3 separate regions of the Mus musculus genome follow, and regions 1 and 2 are each linked to region 3. The links are chromatin loops, found by intact Hi-C in ENCODE. Cell type or tissue: left cerebral cortex. All regions are shown on one strand. Region 1 has its middle 50 kb from the start of Gm34983. Region 2 has its middle 66 kb from the start of Gm34983. Region 3 overlaps Poc1b (POC1 centriolar protein B).

The links. Peaks named below come from ENCODE experiments on the same cell type or tissue, not always from the same donor. Only the 100,000 strongest peaks of a DNase experiment are listed, where the experiment ranks them.
Region 1: it touches region 3 in a loop (2.2-fold over the local background); 9 of 42 quality-filtered maps call a loop at or near these places.
Region 2: a loop joins it to region 3, with 2.3 times the contacts of the local background. A loop is called at or near these places in 3 of 42 quality-filtered maps.

Annotation. Positions count from the first base shown.
Region 1 is chr10:99,405,938-99,413,937 of GRCm38, forward strand. No RefSeq gene overlaps it. Among named protein-coding and RNA genes, the nearest start is that of Gm34983, 50 kb to the right of the region's middle. In left cerebral cortex, a CTCF peak has its summit at 3,060 (motif pointing left); no DNase peak of the experiment used is centred here; H3K27ac peaks cover 703 bases.
Region 2 is chr10:99,389,989-99,397,988 of GRCm38, forward strand. No RefSeq gene overlaps it. Among named protein-coding and RNA genes, the nearest start is that of Gm34983, 66 kb to the right of the region's middle. In left cerebral cortex, no CTCF peak of the experiment used is centred here; DNase peaks (open chromatin) are centred at 3,107, 3,357, 3,760 and 6,813; H3K27ac peaks cover 1,193 bases.
Region 3 is chr10:99,157,590-99,165,589 of GRCm38, forward strand. Poc1b (POC1 centriolar protein B) reads left to right here. Exons shown (of 12, transcript NM_027740.7): 10 at 7,280-7,360. Among named protein-coding and RNA genes, the nearest start is that of Galnt4, 53 kb to the left of the region's middle. In left cerebral cortex, CTCF peaks have their summits at 4,540 (motif pointing right) and 7,511 (motif pointing right); DNase peaks (open chromatin) are centred at 4,548 and 7,514.

The sequences.
Region 1 (8,000 bases), 250 kb after region 3:
ACAGAAACCAGCTCCAGTAAAATGTTTTCCTTTACAAAAGTGGCTATGGTTATGGTGTCTCCTTGCAGCAATAGTGTGTTCACTAAGACAGCCACAACAGAGGGCTCTTAACTACAGCAACATGTACCTGGAACCTGGCATACAACTGAAGAACCATGAATATTAATGAAACAAATGACTGACTTCAAGATCTAACTTTGTACATTTGTGGCCCCCTACCTGAACTGAGAGCAACATTTTAGCACTTGGCTTTTCCTATTGACTTTCTTTCTTTCTTCCCCTCCCCACCCCGACAATCATAAGGAAGAAACTCTGCTGTTTGACAGCTATTCTTAGCCATTTTCTGTTCTTCTCATTTGTCACCTGCTCTTAATTTTGCCAACATTACTGATTGATCTGACAATTCTCTTCATGCTGGTGACACAGAATATTTGTGTCAAACACAGTCAGTTTTCTGAGACAGGGAATCAGACCATCATTACATCTAATTCAAGATATATGTATGCATACATTTTGTAAGGCAAAAGAAAATGCTAGAGTTAAAAACAAATAACATGTGTTCCTTTTCTTCTTCTTCTTCTTCTTCTTCTTCTTCTTCTTCTTCTTCTTCTTCTTCTTCTTCTTCTTCTTCTTCTTCTTCTTCTTCTTCTTCTTCTTCTTCTTCTTCTTCTTCTTCTCCTCCTCCTTCTCCTTCTCCTTCTCCTTCTCCTTCTCCTTCTCCTTCTCCTTTCTCCTTCTCCCTCTCCCTCTCCCTCTCCCTCTCCCTCCCCCTCCCCCTCCCCCTCCTCTTCCCCCCTCCCCCTCCCCTTCCCCTTCTCCTCTCCTCTCCTCTCCTCCTACTCCTCTTCCTCCTCCTCCTCCTCCTCCTTCTTCTCTTGCTTTTTTTTCCCCCCAAGACAAGGTCTCACTATATAACACTGGTTGTCTTGTAGCTCATGATATTGATCCAGCTGGCCTTGAACTCACAAAGCTCCTCCTACTTCTGCTTCCCATCTGCTGGGATTAAAGGCATATGCCACTACATCTGGCTTGTGTATCTTATGCCAAAGTGTTTAAACATAAGTGGTAGAACCAATAACCAATAGCACTGAACCTGGCTAGGAGTCTGGCATAAGATAATTCTTCCTTTTGTATTTAACTCATGAACTACGTTGTGCCTTCTAACCAAGATTTTAATAGGTGATGACTCGAGAAGCCAGAAACTGACAGCAATTAAACAGATATGAAGGCCACACTTGATTTTGGACTTAAATCAATGAGATTTATCAAAAAAAAATTACTTTTATGAGATGGCAGAAAATGCATTTCAGAGGAATTCAGTAAATTGAAGCTGATTCAATTAAAAAACACCCCATTTGTTCACAAGATCCACTGATGGTTTAGAATTTACTTCTGGTGGTTTGAGTTGTCATTGCCCCTTTGCAGATATTTCCATAAATACCCTCCTCACCGCCAGGATCTCTCTGCTTTACAAACAAGGTTCGGTTCATTTTTCTTTGGTCGAGGGTTCTGGCCAGCTTCAGCCAGCTATGGCTGCATGTTCACTGTTTACATCAGTCATCGTCTGTGTTGTTTTTAGTTTGTTCTTCAAATTTTCCACATTTTTTTTTTTTTAGTTTTAACACCACCCCTTTATTATAATGATGCCCTGCCCTTTTTCTGTGTTTGCAGTATTTAAAGACTTTCTGTTTTCAAGGGATGAAAAGCAAGCACTCAGTTGCTGCTGAGGAGAGCGTGTGGAGGGGACACTAGAGCATCTCTAAAACACGTCGAAGATGGAAGGAAAATAAGAACCGTGGAGTCAGCAGGTCCCTGGCTCTGCTTTCTTAGGCTCATCCATTCTGCTCTGTGTTTTCTGTTCCCAACCTTTCTTACGGCTGCTCTACGGCCCCTTATTGGTTGCTTTCTTACGGCTGCTCTACGGCCCCTTATTGGTTGCTTTTGCTGGAACGGGTCCAACCCTCCTGCCCGTATTCTAAACCTACCAGCGTTATTTTAATATCTCAATTAATAAGGCTAATTTCTGGACCTCCAGGCCAGAGAAGTCCAATTTCCTTAAATTATGAGTGAGCTCTTCGTAGGGTAGCTATTTTTTTTTGCATTACGGTAGGAAATGGGTGCCATTTGGCCTAAGCAGGTCTCTTTGAAGTGGGTGTGAACATTAGGTAATGATAGGCATCTCAAGTACTCCTGCAGCATCCTACTCAGTGGCGAGGGTAGAAAACTGAAACAGATATGGCAACCTGTCAGTGCTCACAATTATGTGCTTCCTTTTAAACTAAGAATTCCACATCGTTTCTTTCAGTGCACTGGCTTTCAAGGCTGCCTCTGTACCAGGGTAGGAAGCCAGAAATGATTTTCCCCCCCAATCATATAAAGTTCTCAGTAGCTAAATAAAATGCTTAGATCTCTTAGAGGCAATATTCAAAAGGAAAGCCTTTCTTTCATATGCTTTTTGCTTTATCGGAGCTCATATTTATGAATAAAGCCAACCCATGGGCCAGTCAATTAACCAACGAACTAAAACCCAACTCTGGTTACTATAACTACGTTTCACATACTTTCAGCATGGCGCATCATAATATTATTTAGTTTCTTAGCAGGCACTTAATCATGCTTATAGACCAGTCTAGGAACGTTTGTTTATTTATGTATTGATTTATTTTTAAGAAAGCTTTTCATACATACTGTATCTTTGGCCTTTGATAGTAACTGTTACGCATTTCAAAAGTAAAAATCATTTTACGGGCTGAAGAGACCACTCAGAGGTTAAGAGTACCTGCTGTGCCGGGCAGTGGTGTTGCATGCTTTTAATCCCAGCATTTGGGAGGCAGAGGCAGGCAGATTTCTGAGTTCAAGGCCAGCCTGGTCTACAGAGTGAGTTCCAGGACAGCCAGGGCTACACAGAGAAACACTGTCTCGAAAAGCAAACAAAAACAACAAAACAAACCAACCAACCAAACAAAAGAGTACCTGCTGCTCTTTCAGAATTTGCTCAATACCAATATGGTAGCTGTCTCTAACTCCAGTTGTAGGGGATTTGACACCCTCTTCTGGCCTCCGTGGGTACTGCAGGCATGTGGTGCACATACATATATGCAGGTAAAAACATTGACACACATAAACTAAAAGTAAATTAGTGTTTAAAAATTCATTTTGCTAGTCTTTGGAGAAATATATTTAGTGTCTTCTCTTCCTCCCCTCCCCTCTGTTTTTAATGCTGGAAATAGAATTTAGGGCCCTGTCCATCTTTGTTAAATACTGAACTACATTCCCAGGCTAAATCACTTGCTATTGTCACAGAGTACATAAAAACCAGCTTGTAGGATTGCCGTTTTCCAAGTCTGATCTATTTCCTCTTTCTTGCTTTTAGGATCCTTTTAGGATTTCCCCAGTGAACACAGATATACATCTGATAATTTTGATTTTTGTCTATTGACTGCAGAGATACAATAGCTCCTGAGCAGCCCTCTCCTTTCTCCTTCTTAATAACCATGCATCCTTGAGGAAGTTCTGTCTGTACAACGTGCCTCAGTTTCCTCACACACACAATGGGATAGTCAGACCTCAGTACCTGGGAAGCAGGCTGTGACGATGAAGTAGAATCATACATGGGAAAGGGCTTTGTAAACGGAAAGGCAGCACAGAGCTCTAAGGGGGTATTATCATTTATTTTACAAGCCAACAGAAATCAAAGCTCTGGTTTCACAGCCAGGAGGATTTTTCTGTCACAGATCTAATTCTTAAAGCTCGGCTTTGCCTAGTTAATGAATACTCTCGAAATAAAGATCCCTTTTACTGCTTTGATTTTTTTGGTCACTTCCCTTTACTCTGATTCAAAGTCACATGGGGAGGTGCTCTTATAAAGCCATTGTTTAATTTAGAGTCTTCATACTGCGCGTGTGTCCGGCTATTCTCCTGTCTCAGTCTCAGAGGAGCCTTTGAGGGCAGACCTTGTTTCTTTCCCTTACGTATAGTTTGGCAACAAACGAGGTGTTTTGAATGGGGATGTAACCTGTCACCTCACGGAAAGAGCACATCCTGCTCTGAAGGGGTGGCCTCGGTGCCAGTGGAGGACCGTGCTGGTGTTTTGACTTGTGACTCAGGCAGGAGCTGTGGAATTGCCTTGCTGTACCGCGGCACAATGACCCTGGGAGAAGTTCCCAGACGGAGCAGAGCTCTTCTCTTCAGCCACCAGGACTTTGAGTCTTACTGTTGTCTAGTTGGTGTTTAGGACAGGACACTGAGCCTAAAACTTTCCACATTTATAAGCAGGGAAAGTATAAAACATACTTAAAAGTCACTGATATAAGCAGATCTGCTTTGATTATTAATCTTCAACGCAGAGTGGGTTTGCTTTCCATAAGTCTCTCTAAATAAGTTTTCAGTGGAGATAACTGTTTCAGGGTTTTGGGTATAAATATCACCATATCTATCTATCTATCTATCTATCTATCTATCTATCTATCTATCTATCTATCTACCTGTGTGTGTATACACATATCCATATATACACACACATATATATTATATGTATATGTGTATACACACACACACACATATATATATATATATACATATACACACATATTTTATGTGTATATATACATATATACACATGTGTTTTATATACCACATGTAGACATTTATGTTATCTCTCTAGATGTATATATGTTTATACATATATATGCATACTTACACATGTAATATATACATCTATTATATATACATATATAAACATAATATTTTTATTGATTCTTTGGGAATTTCACATCATGTACCCCATCACACTCAGTTCCCAGTCCTTCCATATCTGCCTACCCAACCTTGTGACGTGCCACACCCAAAGAAAATAAATATTAAAATAAGAATAAGTTTAATTGCTTTATCTATGTACTCAGTGGAGCAAACTCACACTCTCAGTGGCCTGCCAATTCAATAGAGCTGAGTTGCTCCCCTCCTGGACTCCTGCCGGAAGCCGTCACTTGTGGAGAGCTGACTTCAGCATCCTTATCACACTTCCTAAGAGTTCTTTCAATGGCTTCCTGTTCAGGCTGCTACTCTTTTAGGGGTGTGGAGTGGGGGTTGTGTTAGGGTCAGGGAAGGGGTTACTTTTGCATTGATATAGATGATTGTGGAGGCATAGTTGAAAGGAGGAGACATGGAAGGTTTCTGTTCATTATATGTTAATCTTCTAAAGCCTTTGTCATGAAGGTGTTGAAGCCAGGAGAACAAGAGACACAGAACCTTCACAGTCATAATTCTGTGGACACTATTTAAAGTACAGCAGAAAATGGAAGAACCAAAAGCTAATCTCCTATCTCTGGCCTTTTGTGTAGTTTGTGATGCTTGTGAAGTAGGTGTGTTCCTCTACATCCGTGTGTGTATGCTTGTGAGCTGATGCATGTGTGCATATTTATGAGTATTCATGTACACGTGTGTGTGTGTGTGTGTGTGTGTGTGTGTGTGTACACATCTGTGTGGAGGCTGACACCAGGTGCTTTCCATGTTATGTTTTAAGACAGGACTCTCTCTCTCACTCTCTCTCTCTCTCTCTCTCTCTCTCTCTCTCTCTCAACCCAGTGCTTGATCAGCAGATTTAGGGACACTGTTGTTTGTTTGTCTCCGGTGCTGTGATTAGTGCCCTGTGACACTGTACACCACCTTTAAAGTTTGGATTCTGAAGATTATAACTAGTTTCTCATGAGCCATCTTCCCAGAATAGTTCTGCCTAGTTTATTTCTGTTTTACTTTGTTTTGTTTTATTTTTACCTTATTTTTCTAAAACCCAGATTTGTGGTGATCAACACAGGCGCATCAAGTGGGGTGCCTCAGCAGCGGTTAGGGCTTCTCAAGTGTCTGAATTAGTCTAAACTTTTTTCACCACTGGAATTGTGAAGTCCCAGGCCTATGAAATGGATTGTAATACAGTTTGGCTGGTAACCACATTCTTACATTTTTGGTTGTGAGCCTAACCTTTAACGGCTGAGCCATCTCTCCAGCCCTGGTAACCACATTCTTGAAGCCCACATTTACCTCTAATCAGAAATAAATACAGGACTGAGAATCTTTTTAAAAATGATATAGTTTTATTAACTCTCTGAGAATTTCCTATATCCAGTGTATATTGATATTCACTTTCCATTCCTTCCCTGAGCTCCCAGACTCACCTTTACCCTTCTCAACTCCAGTTTGTTCTTCCCGTATACTCACGAGTGTGGGTCATCACCTTCAGCATGGGGGAACTTATCAGGGGCACAACGTTAAGGAAAAATGGCCCTCTTCTTCCAGAAGCCATCAGCTGTCAGTAGCCCCTCAGCCTAGGGTGGGGCCTTGTGAGGCTCCTCCCCCTCCGCGCTGGCGTACTGGGTTGCCTGATCTTAAGCAGATCTTGGGCAGGCCACACTATAAAGGGCACATATTGTGAGTTCACGACTACAGCAGGGCCTCTGGCTTCCTCTCTGACCTCTGGCTTTTACAGTCTTGTTGCTGCCTCTTTGGTAGTATGAAAGCTAGCCAGCAAGGGAAGTTTCCTCTCAAGTATCAACTTGACTTTTTCATGTCCTGTCATCGTGGTGTGTGGTATCTTCAGCAACAGAGTCTTTCCACGGGACTGAAATTCTAATCTTATACTTCATGGTTCCATTTTTTGGTCTGTTCCTCTGCTAGTGAATTTATTCCTAACTTACAAAAGAAAAGAAGAGAAGAGAAGAGAAGAGAAGAGAAGAGAAGAGAAGAGAAGAGAAGAGAAGAGAAGAGAAGAGGAGAGGAGAGAAGAGAAGAGAAGAGAAAAGGAAGAAAGGAGAGAGAGCACTTAGCTTTTTAATAACCACAGAATCAGGACTTTATAAGTCCTAGTTTTCATTAGTACTTTATTTCTTTATAATTAAGAAGCCTGATAGAGAGATTGTGAATGTTTATTTTATTTTATTTTTTTTACCATGTACACAGTCTTTTAATATGGGCAACTCCTTGTGAGGTCTGGCTTGAGCATCTCTGGATTTCCCCCAAGAGTGCCTCAGGTGAAGCCACGAGCAGGTGCAGCCAACCATATGTTTGTTGATTCCTTGGAGATGTTCAGCAACTGAGTGATGCGTGATCTATGACCAGACTGCTGCTCTGAGGGTCAGGTGCGGAACATTTGTGAACTATTTAGGAAATAAGTTACTTGGCTCGACTTGTGTACAAGGTTTACAGAATAATAAAGACCTAAGATGGAGGGAAGAATTCCCCCCTCCCCAGCTCGTCTTAAAACCACCTTGAATGTGATTATTGATGCAACCTGTAGATGTAATGATATTAATGATTACAAAATATTCACAAGTGTACATGAAAATGTAGAGTGGTAGCCAGAAGACTTATACCACCATCTCTCTCTTAGATGGCTGGACTCGCCTCTTAAGTGGTTTTCTTGCTTTGGCTATGCATTTATTATATCCATAACACAATGGCTATAGTGATCTTGTTACAGTATGAGTGGATCTCTGCTCAAAAACTTCCCAATGGTTCTCTATCATACACAGAGTACAAGTCTTATAATGGTCAGCATACTTTAAGTTTATCTCCTCTCAATTCCATCTGCTATGTTTATCCTACCCTTCCCTGTAGGCATAATGTTACTGTTTCCCATATAAAGATAATTCTTGTATTACTCAAATGTTGACTTCTGTGTCCCCATGTTTGGTTGTAGTCCTTACTCTGAGACTCTCCTGCCTCCATGTGGTATAAACATTGCTCTCCAGTTATTCCCTGATTGGTCAATAAAGAGCTGATCAGCCAGCGACAGAACAGGGAGAAAATAGGGCTGGACTTCCTCCCAGCAAGGGGATCGAGAGGGAGAGAAAGGAAGTGGAGATTCAGCCAGGAGAAAAGGGTCCCCGAAACATCATAAAAACATCTGGAACAGAGAAAGTCACACAATGCAAGCATCTCAGGGATTTTGCCAGGTTAGTTTATCGGATTAAAATAGATTAACACTGCTCATTCATTGTGCCTCAAAG
Region 2 (8,000 bases), 230 kb after region 3:
TACAGCTGTAAGCTAACTAAGGTGTGTTGTTTCAAGAAGAACACTTTGTGGAAATTTATTACTGGGGGTGGGGAGTACAATGCAGAAGGACTGGGGAGATAGTTAAGATCTATTGCTTTTTTCTTGAGTCATAATTAAAATAGGACAACTAGCCCCAGGGCCTCACAGAGGAACAAAGACCACCCCAAACACTTGGCAATGGTGTCTTTTTTTTTTTAAGTGCCCATAATTAACTTATGTGAGAGACCCCATCCACTATCTCCTGGTTAGAGATGAAAACCCAAAACCTGGAAAAACACAAGTAGTGCAACCAAGCTCATCCTACTAGCAAGGGACAGCTGGGAGGAAATCAAAGGGTGTCTCACTGTGCTGTTTAAGTTGGTCAAAAGACTCAGGGATTCCATTGGTATTTACAGCATTTTAGCATTTCTTGGAAGAGGCTTTGATAGGCTTGTTACCCATAGGCATATGACAGTGGGAACGATTTTCAGATTCAAGTTGTGTCTCATCTCTCTTTGGAGTAGCCTAGAGAATCATTTTCAGGATGATGGTATCAATTTAGTTTAGTGGTTTTGTTGTTGTAGCTTAGATGAAGAGGAGAAGAAGAAGAAGAAGAAAATGAAAAGTAATTGGGGAGAAATGGTTAGAAGTAGTAAAAAAGAAATGGGCTTGATGTGGGTTTAAAAGCAGAGCTTTAGTCACAGATGTATTTAATTTGGCAAGTCCCCTCTTCATGTCTGTTCAAGCTCGGGCAGGTGTCTCCTTTTTTTCATGTGTTATAGAAAGCTTAAGGCTGTCTGCCTTGTGCCAAGGGGGGTGGGGGAAGCAATTAAATATTTTAATATTTCCTGCCTATAAAGTGTTCCCTGTTTTATTACTTCAAATGCATTGGATTTAAAAGAAGGTGTGAAAGACTCCTGAGCCATTAATAAAGGGCTGCAGCTGCCGAGGAGAGATGCTGCAGGGGGTGTTCAAAGGGATGTTTGGGGTCTGAGTACCTCATCCGCAGACTGTTGATTGATGGCGCAGGAGCATGAGGTAGACATTTGCAGTACTTTCGGGATGGGAAACGGACAGCAATTCCTTTTCTCCTTGAGGACGATTTAAGGATATAAAGGGAAACACAAAAACAGTAGTTCAGAGATTGTGGTGCTTGTTCACACACACAGACACACACACTCACACACATACATCACACACGCAGGCACATTTACACACACATGGGCATACTTGCACACACACAGACACAATCCCACACACATCACACAAACATGGGCACACTTGCGCACATATGACACACAGGCACATTCACAGACAGAGACACAATCCCACACACATCACACATGGGCACACTTGGACACATGTGACACACAGGCACATTTACACACTCGCACACACACACAGGGACACTTGCACACAGGTGTGCACATCACACATACACACAGAAAATCTCTCCCTAGAGTAAGCCTGAGAGATCTGTGGCCTGTGACATGTTTGTAAGAATTCCTTTTTGAACAGACAGAGCATACAGCGGGATTATGGATCCATTTGAGTCTCTGAGAGCTCTAAGTAGACTAGACAGGCACCGAGGTTAAAATATAAATCCAAGACATGGTTCTACAGTTTCCTCTCTTCTTCTCATCAGCTGAAAAACATCTATACAAATACGTGATTTCTCATGGATTGTAAACACTACTTTCGAAGTCGTTCATTTTTTCTCTGCAGCAATGGGTATGGCCGACGTAAAGGTGGAAGCTGTCAGTGATTCATTTCATCCCAGAGAAATCTTCTTGAGGGCAACATTCAAAAGTTAGGCTGGGTGCTGGGCAGACCCAAAGGAAGGCACAGCCATCATACCCTGTCTTCTGCGGCCGGTGGGCTTTCTGCCTGGGCATGCAGACATCCTTTATAATATGTGGAAGAGGTTTCGTAAGTTTTAGTCTTTCTTGTGCTGTGAGTCACCAAAAAAAAAAAAAAAAAAGTTTTAACTCACAGTTTACTTAAATTTACCCTCATCTTAAGCAACAACGTCAGTGAAACCACAAGTTTATTGTACCAGTGACCCCTTTTAATGCATCTTCAAAGAAATAAAATTTAATGATATCTTTACCCAAAACTTATTATAAGCACTACATGTCTTTTGATATTTAGACTGTACTTGGCTTTTACAAGGGTTAACAAAGCACACGTATATTTGTATATTGGGTTGTACCTTAAGATAGTCCACGTACCATATATTTGGTGGCATCGTTATGAGGTATAACAACCTTCTGTAGCCAAAAGGTTAGCGGCCAGACATCTGATACTTTCACGTGGTAGAATGTTGGAGGAAGTAATTAAAATATTGCCATGCCAGGTGGGTAGCTTTTGATTTTGCCTTTCAGAGCTGTTTGGATTTTATAACAAATAAGGAACTATTTTAGGCTTTTAGGTTTTAGGTTCCACTTTTAAAAGTACCTTAGAGGCAGATGGAGTCAATCTTAGCACTGTAGAGACAGGCAGGCAGGTCTCTATGACTTTGAGGCCAGCCTGGTCTACACAATAAATTTCAGGACAGCCAGTGCTACATACTATAAGACATTGTCTAGAGAAAACAAAACAAGGGCTAGAGATGTGGCTCAGTGTTTAAAGCATGTACTGCTCTCTTCCAGAGGACCCAAGTTCAATTCCCAGCACCCACATCAGGCTCCTCACAAACACCTGTAACACCAGCGCCGGGGAATCTGACACTCCCTGCTGGGCTTTGTAGGAACCTGCACACAAACACAGCACATACACATAAATAATAAAACAGAAAAATAAGTATTAAAGAAAACCAAAACAAAATATAACAAGTTCTGTAGGAAACGGAGTTGTTACTAACAGTCTGAATCATTTCAAAAATCAAAACATGGCTTTAGTGAAGCATAAAGACATTGAATAAGCTGTTAAAGAGCATTATCTTAAATACCAATCACTGGACATGTGTATGTGCATGTGTGAGTGTGTGCAAGCATGTTGTGCTTAAGTCATGTTGTGCATAAGCTTCCCTTGGGCCCTTCCAGTCACTGACTCATCTAGCACTCATATGAAGATCAGCTTTGAGTGTGACGAGGGAACTCACCTTTTTTTTTTTTTAGCGCAACATCAGACAAGGTTCTCCAATGTTATGACGGTATGCCACAAGTCTGTTCTTTGTTAGTGTTGTGTACTATTTCCCTGTTAATTATTGCCACATGTAAATATTTAGGTTAACACCTCCCAGGGTAGAAGGATCCTCTTTCTCTTCAAAGGACAGACCATCCCTTGAAAAATCCCCTCTCATCAGGAAGTGTGCGAGCAGAAGACAGTGCTTGCTGGAGACTACAGCCTTTTCTGTCATCGTAGAAAACACAGAGCTCCCTTTGGGGTGCTAAATATAAGTAGTGGTTAGATTAATTTCCCTTCTTGGTTTTGCCACATTGGTGAATGGATGCAAGATGCTAGCCTCATGAGAGAGAGAGAGAGAGAGAGAGAGAGAGAGAGAGAGAGAGAGAGAGAGAGAGAGAGTCCTAAAGCAACATAAAAACATTTTGATTTAATTTTTGGATGGTGTAAAATTTTAGAACAGGAAATTAAAAGCCCACATAGCTACCCAACAAGATGGTGATAAGACATGAAAGAGTCTTTCAAATGAATCTGAGGCTAAATTTAGGAGAGTGCTTTCTGTTCAGGCCAGCTGTGTGCGGAATGGAGCGAGCCGAGCAGAGCTGGGGACGAGCAATCACGGGCAGTTCTCCATTTCCCCTTGACTTCCTTCGCAGCCAGGCTTCATTTAAAACATGTGAGTTCGTGAGAATTACTGTAACAGGAGCTGCTCCCACTCTCCAGATACAAAAGTCCATGCCAGAGGCAGACAGGAACACTGGGCGCCTTGCTGCTTACATCTGAAAATGAAAATTGAGAGCTCAGTGACTCAAGACTAGTTGGATTTTTGTTTTTGTTTTTAAGGTGTGTTCTGTGATCTTCAGTAAAACACTAAGCTTTGGCTGTAGAAATTCTCTTCTGAAAAAGAACCACAGGTTCCACAAATGATCAGGAAGGGCCTGGGGCTGGGGCTGAAGCCGGACACCTGCAATCCCAGCATTCAGTAGGTGATAGGAACATAATGCAAGTTCCAGGCTAGCCTGGGCTATGCAGCAAGTCTGTGGCCAGCCTGGGCTATGTAGTAAGACTTTGTATCAAAAGGGAGAGGGGAGAGGGGGGAGATGGGGAGAGAGGGGGAGAGGGGAGAGGACGAGAGAGGAGGAGGAGGAAGGGGAGAGGGGAGAGAGGAGGAGAGAGGGAGGAGGAGGAGGGAGAGGGAGGAGGAGGAAGAGGGGGAAGGGGAGAGGGGAGAAGGGAGAGGGGAAAGAGAGGGAGAGGGAGAGGAGAGAAGGGAGAGGGGAGAGGGGAGAAGGGAGAAGGGAAAGAGAGGAGAGAGGGGGAGGGGGAGAGGGGAGAAGGGAGAGGGGAGAGGGGAGAGGGAGAGTTCTTATTTACCTTATTACCAGGAATAATTCTGTTCCCCTTTCAACCTTTTGGGCTTTTTTTCTCTGTGAATTTTCCTGAGCCTTAGTTGGAAGTGTGTCACCAGGTATCACATTTGAGCCCTCCATGGTCATTTACACCCTGCATTGTGACAGTTGAGGTGGTTCCTAGAGATTTTTTCATAAATATCCATCCCAAATCATCTTTGAAAGACAGCAGCAAAACACTGGTTTTGTGAGTTCTGGGCTCAGAAAGATCTGGGCCTAACTTCCTACCTCTTTCATTGGCCCATCTTATATTGTCAACTTTGAATTGTCTTTCTAAGCAACACTGCCATAGATGAACCACCTGAGGAAGGGTTATGGTAGAGAATTTGAAAATGAGGCCTAAGCATGACTGAAGAACCCAACCTGCCTCTTTTTGTGTCAGAATGCAAGGCTCAACTTCCAGTCACTGACCATGTAGGGGATTAACGAGTACCTCAGAACCGTGAGTTCTTTCAGGTCTCTCTTTGACTGACAGTTGCCAAACATTTTCAGTTTTATTTTGTGGGCATAAATTTTCCAAAAGTGTACCAACCTACAAACAGAGCTAGCTATATGATTGTGTTTCCTTGTTTATCATTTTATTTTGGTGAACAAGTGCTGGGGTTGTTGATGGCGAACCTGTTGTCTGAAAGGTTGAGTTAAGGGGCTGAGAAACTTGAGTGTTCATGGAATGCAACTGAAAGCTAATATTGTCACAGATAATTACTTTCTCAAAAAGACCACTTGAAACCAGAGTGTTCAGGCCAGCGAGGCAGACAGTGCTGTAAAATGTAGCTGAGCCTAATTTATTTGATTTCATCTTGTTTTATAGACTGATGATTACTGTAGGCTCAAGTCTAGGGGACCAGAATTTTATTGCAGAGAAAATCCTTTCCCCCTCCTCCTCCCCCACCCCCTCCTCCTCCTCCTCCTCTTCTCTAGCCTTCCTTCCTTTATCTTTTTTGGACAAGGTCTTCTTATATAGCCCAGGTTTTCCATAACTTTCAAAATAGGCCAAACTGGCCCTTAACTTATGATTTTCTTCCCTCCCCTTCCCATCCTCCCACCTCCCAGTTCTTCCTTGAACAACTCAAAAAGAGTTATCACAGTTTCATGTGTTGGGAGCAAACCAAATTTCATAAACAGCATGTAAAATGAAAAATGCCCCGTTAAGTGTCAAGGCCTCCAGTGTTCCTGGGCCATGAACAAAATAAGCTTGACCTTAGTCTTGGTTAAAAATTGCTTGATTTATTAATCTGTGGACTGGGAGACTTAGATAATAAAATGCCAACTTGGTTTTAAATACAAACCTCCAATATAATGTACTTATTTATCCAGATGTCTAAGATTAATAGTTTTTTTTTAAAAGACAAGACAAAACAAAACAAAACAAAACAAAACAAAACTAAAAACAGGTATGTGAGAAAAATTCTGAAAAGTTGTGGGATGTGACGAATGGTTTTCTTATGTGAGCTTCATTTTTTTTTTTTTGGTAGATTTTTGGTTCTCTACTGGCAAAATACTTTATGATAAAGCCCACAAGTATTTTTTGATAAATATACAGGTTATATAGCAAGTAGTATATGCTTATAGTCTCAGAAATTGAAAGGTTGAAGCAGGAAGATTGCCATTTCTTGAGAATAGCTTGGGCTACATAGCAAACACTAAGCCAACCTGGGCTATGTAGCAAAACCCCATCTCAAACAAACCCATACAATATAAAACCAAATGGCACAAAATAACAACAATGATGGTAGGAAAGGGATCTACCATGAATTTCCACCCCAGCTCAGTTTCTCTCTCTTGATAGCTCTTACCTTTCTGCACTGGGATTCCTTCAAACCATTTGAATCATAGCCAAGACAAAAAAAAAAAAATCTGTATTAAAAAACAGTACCTGGGAAGAAGCCCATGACCTGGCTACTAGTTTGAAATGTACACGGATGATGTCTTTCTTAAGATGATGCCAGAGTAAACTTGACTTATGAAAGGCATGTTTTCTTTACCTTTTAAAGACATAGAACTCTTTTGTTTTTGGTGGTAGAAAAAATGAGTTGGGGCTGGGGCTGGGGCTGGGGCTGGGGCCTTTTATGATCAAGTTAAGTAACCCAGAGCCTTGGAACAAACAAAGAAAGTGAGATTCGCTTTCACAGAAGGCTGGCCCATTGGTGGTTGGCAATTCCAGTCTAGCTGATCCAACAAGTTTTCACATCTTAAGGCTCTGAGCGCTATGAGTCAGAGGGTGAGGAAGAGAGAGGGAGGATGTGAGCTCACTGCAGAAGGCTGGTATTAAAGAGGACCAGCATTGTGTGTTGGACCCAAACCAGAGCTGGGAGTGGCTGCTATTGCAGCAAGAAAATATGAGCACTGGTGGGAGTAGCCGAGGTGTTTGTGGAGTCACCTTTAGGGCCTCCAGGCAGATCTTCCAGAGAAGTAACACATTGCTTACTGGTGTGTATGGTGAGCTGGCTTTGGAATCTTACCCCCACTTAGCCTTCTGCCTGGAAATAGCATTAGAGGAGGGAGACTCGCCTCTCCATTGACTCACTCAGAACTATACTTCCTTTCATCGGAACGTCAGAGTGAGGTCACCATGGTGACCTCATCTGGATTCAGGAGTTAGAAAAATAAAGCATGGTACCATGTGGAGCTTGACCCATAGGTCATTAATGCTGGTGACTTCTGGATGGTACCCAGACCCAAATCTCAGAAATCGAAGAAATGTGTTAAGCCCAGTTTCATTTGGACAGCGGTTCAGATTTTCTCCCAACTAATCTTATTTATTCCTGACTTTTACTGAAAGTAGATTCTCTTTCATATAATATATCCTGATTATAATTTTCCCTCCCTCCCTCCCTCTACTTCTCCCACTTCCTCCCTACCTTTCCTCTTTTCCAGACCCACTTCCTGTCTGATTCTCAGTAGAAAAGAACAGGCTTCTAAGAGACAACCACCAAACATGACAAAATAAAATATACTAAGATAAAGCAAAACCTTTCATATCGAAGTTGAACATGGCAACCGAACAGGAAGAAAAGAGTCCCGAGTGTAGGCAAAAGAGTCAGAGACCTACTCATTCCTATAGTCGGGAGTCCCTTAGAAACACAATGTTAGTAGCTATAGTATGTACACAGAGGACCTGGTGCAGACCTATGTAGGCTCCTTGCTTGCTGCTGAAGTCTCTGTGAGTTCATATGCATCCTGACTGATTCACAGGCCTTGTTCTCCTGGTGGCCTCCATCCCCTCTGACTCTTACACTCTTTCCATCTGCTTTTATAAAGGAATCCTTGAGTTCTGAGGGGTATCTTTGCATCTGTTCTCAGCTGCTGTCAGAGTAATCCTCTCTGATGATGACTGGATAATACACTGATCCATGAATATAGCGGCATATCATTTTATTGACTTTTGACTATTACTACATTATGTTTAGGCCAGTTGCATTCGGTTTTAGGTTTGTAGTAGGTCTCGGGCCTACCTAGTATCAG
Region 3 (8,000 bases):
TGAACTCACTGCGTTTTGGAGGATGACCTTGAACTCCTAATCTTTGCCAGTGCTTGCCAAGTGCTCAGATAACAGGCTGCTGCCTGCCGGGCGGTGATGGCGCACACCTTTAATCCCAGCACTAGGGAGGCAGAGGCAGGTGGATTTCTGAGTTCGAGGCCAGCCTGGTCTACAGAGTGAGTTCCAGGACAGCCAGGGCTACACAGAGAAACCCTGTTTCAAAAAAAAAAAAAACAGGCTTCTGCCACCAGCACCCCGACCCGAGTGCTGACGTAAACTGACCGCAGCCCATGTCATTTCGTCACTCCCAGTCCACCTTCTCCTCCCCACCTCGCCGCTTCCTTGGCTTTGGTTTCGTTACTGTCTGTCTCAGGCCTTTCTCCTACTCTCTTGAAGCATGCATACTTCGTGCTCTGTGTGTTTGCCTTTCCTCACTGGATTTGAAGAAGGGCTCTCAGTACTAACTCAAACTGACCTCACACTCCTTGTCCCCAAGTGCTGGGACTTCCATCGTTCACAACAACACCTAGGAGATTGTTTCTTAAATTTTGTCTAACCCAGATATATATATATATGTATGTATATGTATATATATGTGTGTGTGTATATATATATATATATGGATTTCTACTGTTGTTTCTTGTCAATAGTGTTGATTTTCAATTGTTTTTTTTTTATAATTTTTATCTTTTTGGATAATCATTGGAGTATTAAACCACTGTGCCTACATGCGTGCCTATGTGTGTGTGTGTGTGTGTGTGTGTGTGTGTGTGTGTGTGTGCGCGCGCGCGAGCATGATCATGCATGCATGCATGTGTGTACGTGTGATGCTGGGAATCCAGCGCAAGGCCTCTTACATGCTACAGTGACCCACCACAGAGCTACATTAGCCCTCATTTACTCTTTCACTCTTTGAACAAGAGAATATAATTTTTTAAATAATTACTATTTCCTGTGTATGGGGGTTTTGCCTGCATGCATGTCTGTCCACCATGCAGTGCCCTTAGAAGCCAGACGAGGGTGTCACATTCCTTGTGACTGGAGTTACAGATGGTTGTGAGCCAGAATGTGGGCACTGGGAATTGAACCCAGGACCTCTAGAAGAGCAGCCAGTGCTCTTACCATTGAGCCATCTCTCCAGCCCAAGAAGAAATTTTTTTCCTCAGTTGTTATAGTTGTTATGTGTATCTGTTGGCTTTTTATAATACATTCATACAAAGTAAATACATATATATTATATATAATTTTTTTTCTTGACTGTCCTTTTCTTGTGTTACCAAAGTAGTGTTTTGATTTTTACTTTAGCACTTCTATGACTTAGCAGGGCTTGATCAGTGTGAAGAATACCCGCCCCTCCCCAGCCCTGTCATTTACCCAGCACCCAGCCAAGTGCTGTATTATAGAGCTACAGGTCCCAGTTGAGTGTATTTCCCTGGCATTGTGCTGTCCGGGCCCAGAGACTCAAGCTGTTTCCTCTGTGATTTACCATCAGCCCTGGTCCATTTTAGAGAGCTAGACTTTAAAATGTTCACAAGGTGACTGGATGGCTTGCTCTGACTCTGTAGCTGAGAACCCTGAAAGCAGCTCCTTTGTGTGGTTCGGTCAGGCTGACCCAGGCTGCGCAGAGACGCGCTCGGCTGTGCTTTTCACGTGTGCACTGACACGTCTATTAAAAGCTGCCTTTTCATTATGGAGCTAGAGGGCAGTTGTACGGCACATAATTCAGAGAATGTGCCTGAACATTTTGTGTGGGCCTGAGGAAGTTGGCCTTAGGTGCCCAGTTTAAATCACCTGTAGGTCCTGAGAGCTGTTTGAGTTAACTGTCTTGTATGACTGACTTTTGAAAAATACTTCCAGATGCTGAGCCAGAGAAGTAAAAGGATTCTGCGTATAAACTGCGAGTCATCTTGTTTTAAAAATGAAACTCACAATAAAGCAAAGTATAATGGTTTTTGTACAGAGCATATTTTAACATTATAAAAAATAATTGGATATCAAGTTATTTTTAAAGTCTTCATGTTAGTGACTATAGATCCCTTGAAGAAAGAAAAAACTGCTTAATTTAAAACTAAAACTGTCCCACAGATGTGATTTAGATTAGACAAGAAATACTGTGCTCACTTATGAGAAATCATACTTTAAAATAATTCTCTTTCAAAGCTTTAGGAAGGTGCACTTCAATTAAAACGGAAAACATTCTGTGTTCAGAATTTTTTAAAAATATAAAATTATGTCTTTTTAACAAATAGAATTGAAGTAATTTCTCTTCTTTTTGCAGTAGCTATGAGTGTTGGGTTTTTGAGATTAGAGCAGTATAGACTCCCTATGATTTATATCTTATTATGTTTTCTTAACCTTCTGCGTGGAATTGTTTGGCCTTTGCAAAGGCCACTGGCTTGCTAGCATTTGTCTTATTTGTATGAAAGAACAAAACCCATTAGAGTCTCAGATCTCTGCTACTGCCAACCAGATGTAGAAATACTAATCCTTACACGAATAGAGGAATGGCAGCCAGATTGTTCTGCAAATCCACCAGAGGAAGCCACGAGAAAAAGACATGGAACATAGAAGCCTCGTATGTGAACGCCCCTCTGTGTCCCCTCCTTGTTCTGCGGACAGACGTGTTGCTGAAGCCCTCCATCCTCATTACAGTTAAGGAAAGAACACTGTCTTTCCATGTTGTTGGGAAGGCCAAGTTTTCACACGGGTGTCTTGCTCTAGCCTATTTGAATTAAGAGTAGTTTATGTCAACTTCCTCAGCAGGCCACAAGCAAGAGCTTCACCGTACTGTTCCAGGAAAAAAATGCTTTCCCTTCAAAGGGTATTCACATGACATTTGAATGGCGCTGCCCTATGTAGTCCAGTCTACTTCTCATTTGCATATTTGGAAGGTGTGGTGGTTTGAATATGCTTGGCCCAGGGAATGGCACTATTTGGAGGTGTGGCCTTGTTGGTAGGTTTGGCCTTGTTGGAGGATGTTTGTCACTGTCAGGTGGGCTGTTTTTTTGTTTTTTTGTTTTTGGTTTTTCGAGACAGGGTTTCTCTGTATAGCCCTGTAGGCCATCCTCCTAGCTGCCTGTGAGCAGCAGTCTTCTGTTTGCTTTTATTTATTTTATATATATGAATACACTATACCTGTCTTCAGACACACCAGAAGAGGGCATCAGATCCCATTATAGATGGTTGTGAGCCACCATGTAGTTGCTGGGAATTGAACTCAGGACCTCTGGAAGAGCAGTCAGTGCTCTTAACCGCTGAGCCATCTCTCGAGCCCCCTCCTGGTTTGTCTTTGGAACCTTATGTAGCACTCTCAGCTCCTCCTACACTATGCCTGCCTGGACACTGCCATACTTCTGATGATAATGGACTGAACATCAGAACCAGTAAGCCAGCAGCAGTTAAACATTGTCCTTTATAAGAGTTGCCTTGGTCATGGTAAAACCCTAAGACAGTGGGGAACCCAGCAAGCCTCCTAAGGGATCATGATAGATCCTCGTGAGACTGGGGGGTCACATAGTTGTTCTAGCCTTACGGAATATTAGCAGGGAGAGCAGTGAAGTCAAAATCATTAATGAAATCATTCTCTTGATTGCCTTCAACTTCAGAATGGCCACTTGAGTAGCAACATCATCTATAGGTTACGTATGAAATTCTATGTTACTTAGCAGGACAGAACAATCTTTTTATATAACTAAATATTTTATAGTTCATTGGTGAAAATTCTGTCATGATGAATAGAATAGAAATCCTCAAATCTTAGATCATGGTTTCCCTTAATCTGCTAATAAGGTTAAAAACATTACCATTGAGGGTGAAAATAGGATTTCCTGTCTACCAATTCTATATTTTAATTCTAGCTGAACTGTATACATATTGTTTTGAGGCGCTTATGTGGCACTAGTAATAATAAGAAGAAGAACATGTAAGCCTGTACAGTATTTTTCCATGACTTCCATTGAAAGTCAGTAATGTTTTTATTCACATGAAAATTCAGGTCAGTAGATGCAAAAGCTAGTAGCTGGCAGTGCCCAAGGTGCAGCCCTGGCACCGTGGCTCATTGTGCAGCTCTGCCCATCTATTGCCGTGCTTCGGTTTAATAAGAGCTCAAATCTGGTTCTGTCAGCAGACACTGAGGTCCCAGCTTTAAGGGCTCGTGCCCTGCCCTTCGGGAAGCATTACAGACTATGTTAGTGTGCGCGTTCCTGAGCTCTTCGGTGATGTAGACCCTTAGGTCGGGAGCGTGGTTACCTTCAAGATTCTATACAACCTTCTCGCTCATAACTCTCCATTGTCCCCCTGTTCAGGTAATGAGAGCCCAACTCTCAATCCGTCCCATTTCAAGGCCACTTGGTTTATGAGACAGCAATTGTTCTTCAGTGTAGTAAAACACTATTAGTTAAGTAAATTACAAACTTGTAGGAAGTCAACAATTTTCTACAGGAGGGGCCTATTCTTTCCTTGGTTAGGACTTAAACTTTCAGAGCAGTTTCTCTTTCAGGAGCAAAGCAAAATTGATGAGCTTCTCTATACCTGCACTAGGTGGCGCTAGAGAAAAGACTACCGTGGCTCTCTGGCCCCTCACCTAAGACTAAAAGGCATAAAGGAGGCCCATGTACGTCTGCTTCACAGGGACGGTGGAGGAGGTGTTGGCTTTCTGCTGGAAAATGGCTGGAAGGAAGACGTGTTGGCCAACTGGGCCAGCTGTCCTCCATCATTCTTGTACACAAATCTATCCCCCCTTTACTGTGTCTTGGAGTCGGGCACCTCCACTGTCACACAGTGGGCTGAATAATCATAAGATGTATTTCTAAAACAACAGCTAGGGGACTGAGCATGGTGGCACATGCACCTGTAATCCCAACACTCGGGAGTCAAAGGGAAGGGGACCTAGACTGAGGCCAGCTTCCGGTGCATAGCCATGGTGAGATGGATCCCCAATGCAAAACCAGGCCAGCAAGCTATCTCAGCAGTTAAAGAGAGGCTTCTGCAGCACAGCCTGCCAACCTGAGTCCACTCCCGGGATCCACGTGGTGGAAAGAAAGAATCCAAAGCTCACCGATTGTCCTTCAACCTCCACACATGTGCCATGGTGCAGTCCCATGTGTAAGAGTGCACACACTCACATGTACAAATATCTAAATCTAGTAATCTAATCGTCACAACAGCACCGCCCCCTCAAGCCTGAGTGCTTTAAATCCAGCAGTCGGCTCTTCTTGCCTAGGGCTCGGCCCACTGTTAGAACAATGTCCAGCAACTCCCCCAGATGGGTCTCTCTAAAGCACTTAGACTCCAGCCTCGAGGTTTTCCCAGATTTCTTTGTAATTTGGCCTTTGTCAACTGCTCATTTGCACCATGGCTCTGCTTAGCCGGTTTGGAGGAAGGCTTGGGATGGGGGGGGGGGGGGGGAATGGGGAGGACTCTTTTAGCTCACCCTGTCTCTGGGACTTGTTTTCTAAAGTGTATTTTGTTTTTATTTTGGTGTTTGTTGAGCAGCTGTGTCAAGCTGTGTTTCCTTTCTAAATCCTTTGTCACTGAGCAGCCAGCTAGGGTTTTCTTCTGGCCCTGAGTGCTGTCCCGTTGGCTCTGCTGTCTGGCTTCTCTTTGGCTCTCTCCTTAGAACTGAGAACGGTTGTGTTTTCTTTGGTTTGCCTTGGGGCCTTTGAATTTAGAAGTAGTTCCTCTTGGAGGTGCTCATCGACCCAGGAACTCGTTCCCCTTTCCCTGCAATTTTACTGCATACGTATTTTCAAATCTATAATTAAATACTCTCTAGCTTTGAATGGTCAGAAAGTCTTGGTAAATGGGGTTGTGTTGAGTTTGTTTTCCTGTAACTTGCCTTTTTATTTCGTATAAAAACCCTGAGAGGGCTGGTGAGATGGCTTAGTGGTTAAGAGCACCGACTGCTCTTCCGAAGGTCCCGAGTTCAAATCCCAGCAACCACATGGTGGCTCACAACCATCCATAACGAAATCTGATGCCCTCTTCTGGAGTATCTGAGGAAAGCTACAGTGTACTTACATATAATAAATAAATAAATCTTTAAAAAAAAAACCCTGAGATGTTTATATAACGTGAACTGACACATTTATATGTGTACGGAGCCTTGTGTCTCAGTGGCTTTACCTCGCAGGCAGTCTCTACAGTTACAAAGGGCCGTGCGCGCTGCTGACAGTATGGAGCACTCCTGTGTTAGCAATGGTGCTTCTTGCCATTTTCACTGCTGCAGAGAACCTCTGACGGTTTCACTTCTGAGATTTGTTTTTCCATGGGATTTCTGTTGTCTACATTTCCGTGTATAAGCTTGCGTACAGATATTAGATATTCTGCTTTTCCGGTATTCGACCTCATAATGATCCTCACAGTGACACAGCTCTCCCACAGCATCCGTGATCGATCACAGACGCATCCCCCTTGCTTGCAGCTTTTGCTTTTCCGGGTTTTCAGATGCTGTTCTCCACCTCTGGTTGGAATAATAACCGTAAATTTTTTGTTCTTGCTGGTTTTACCGTTTGATCATCACGTTTGGGTTCTACATATCTCCTGCCGACCCTTGCTAGCCGGGATCCGTGGACCTAGCCAGTTCTTAAAACGGTCCATCATCCTTGTCTATAGACAGATGCCATTGAATCTTATGGTGTTTGTTTCCCACCCACGCCTTGCTCTTCTTCCAAACCATCCACAGTACAACTTTCTGTTTACTTGAAACTTTCGAGTCAATGAAGTCTTAGTCTTTCCCATGAATTCCTGGTGGGTTTTCTTCAGTACTTTCGAAACTGTCCGTATTTTAACGTCATGTTAAAATCCACTTGGGTCTGTGTGTTGAGTGGGGCTGGCAGTGCTCTTTGGTTCTCTTGGTGAGGCTGAGGGCTCAGAAGTAGGTCCTGTTTAGCTCTCCATTGGTAGTCACTGAGTTTTTAAATGAAACTTTATCATTTCCTCTCTGATTCATACATCTTAACATTGTATTTCTTTTTCTTGTTTTAATGTACTGGCTAGGATATTTTCTGCATCTCTTGAGGTGGGTCTTTCTATTTTAATATTCCTCTGTAGGTGAATTGCATTGCTTTTAGAATGTGAAAATGGCCATTTCCTGCTTAACTGCAACATTGTCGATAGTGTGTACATTGGTAGGCTTAGTGAAACCATATTTTGCCAGTATCTGTGCCTTATCCATGAGTATATGCTTTATTTTTAGAATAGATTATAAATACTTCTCTTTTTTTAGTATTGGTCCTTATGACAGAGGATGTCCCGTTGACTTATTCATGTGTGCACACAGATTAATCCCAAGCGTGAGGTGATGGATTTGCAGAGCTCGTCTCCCCCCGTGGTGGATGTCCTTTCTTTCGATTCAACCACAGTAAGTAGTCTTTCTCTAACTTAAGCGGTGCTGCACCATTTGTCACAGTCTATTTCCTTACAAAGTGAAAGAATCGGGGATAAAGCGTGAGCTCGGTGGCCTAACCTTTCAGCACAGCAAGGCTGTATACAAAGTCATTTCTACGTTTCTAAAATACCACCAGGGGGAGCAGCAGCCATTTCCAGAACAGTTTTACCTTGGAATATCTTAAACTCAGTCGAACTCACCCTCCCTGTACCCCTGCCCCCCTTGTTTCCTGCTCACTTCCCCCCGCCCCCCTATTTCCTGCCCCCCCTGTCCCCTACCTCCTGCCTACCCTGTTCCCTGCTCCCTTCTCCCCCATCCTCTGCCCCCTATCCCCTGCTCCCTGTCCTGGGGTACTACCCTGCTGTCATAGAGAAGACTGTACTGCCCTAAAAATGGCAGTTCCTCTGCTTTGTTTATGTTACTCTCTTGATGGATTACCCAGAAATAAAGTATCTCTACTACTTACAATTTTGTTTATAAAAATGATCCGTATATGTTGCGCATCTGAAGGTTTCAGAGACAGTTTGAGCCATCTACCTTCTGTGTCTGCCCTCTCTTCTACACAAATCACAGTAACGCTGCTGATTAGCACAAGCCCTGCTCTGAGAGCAGG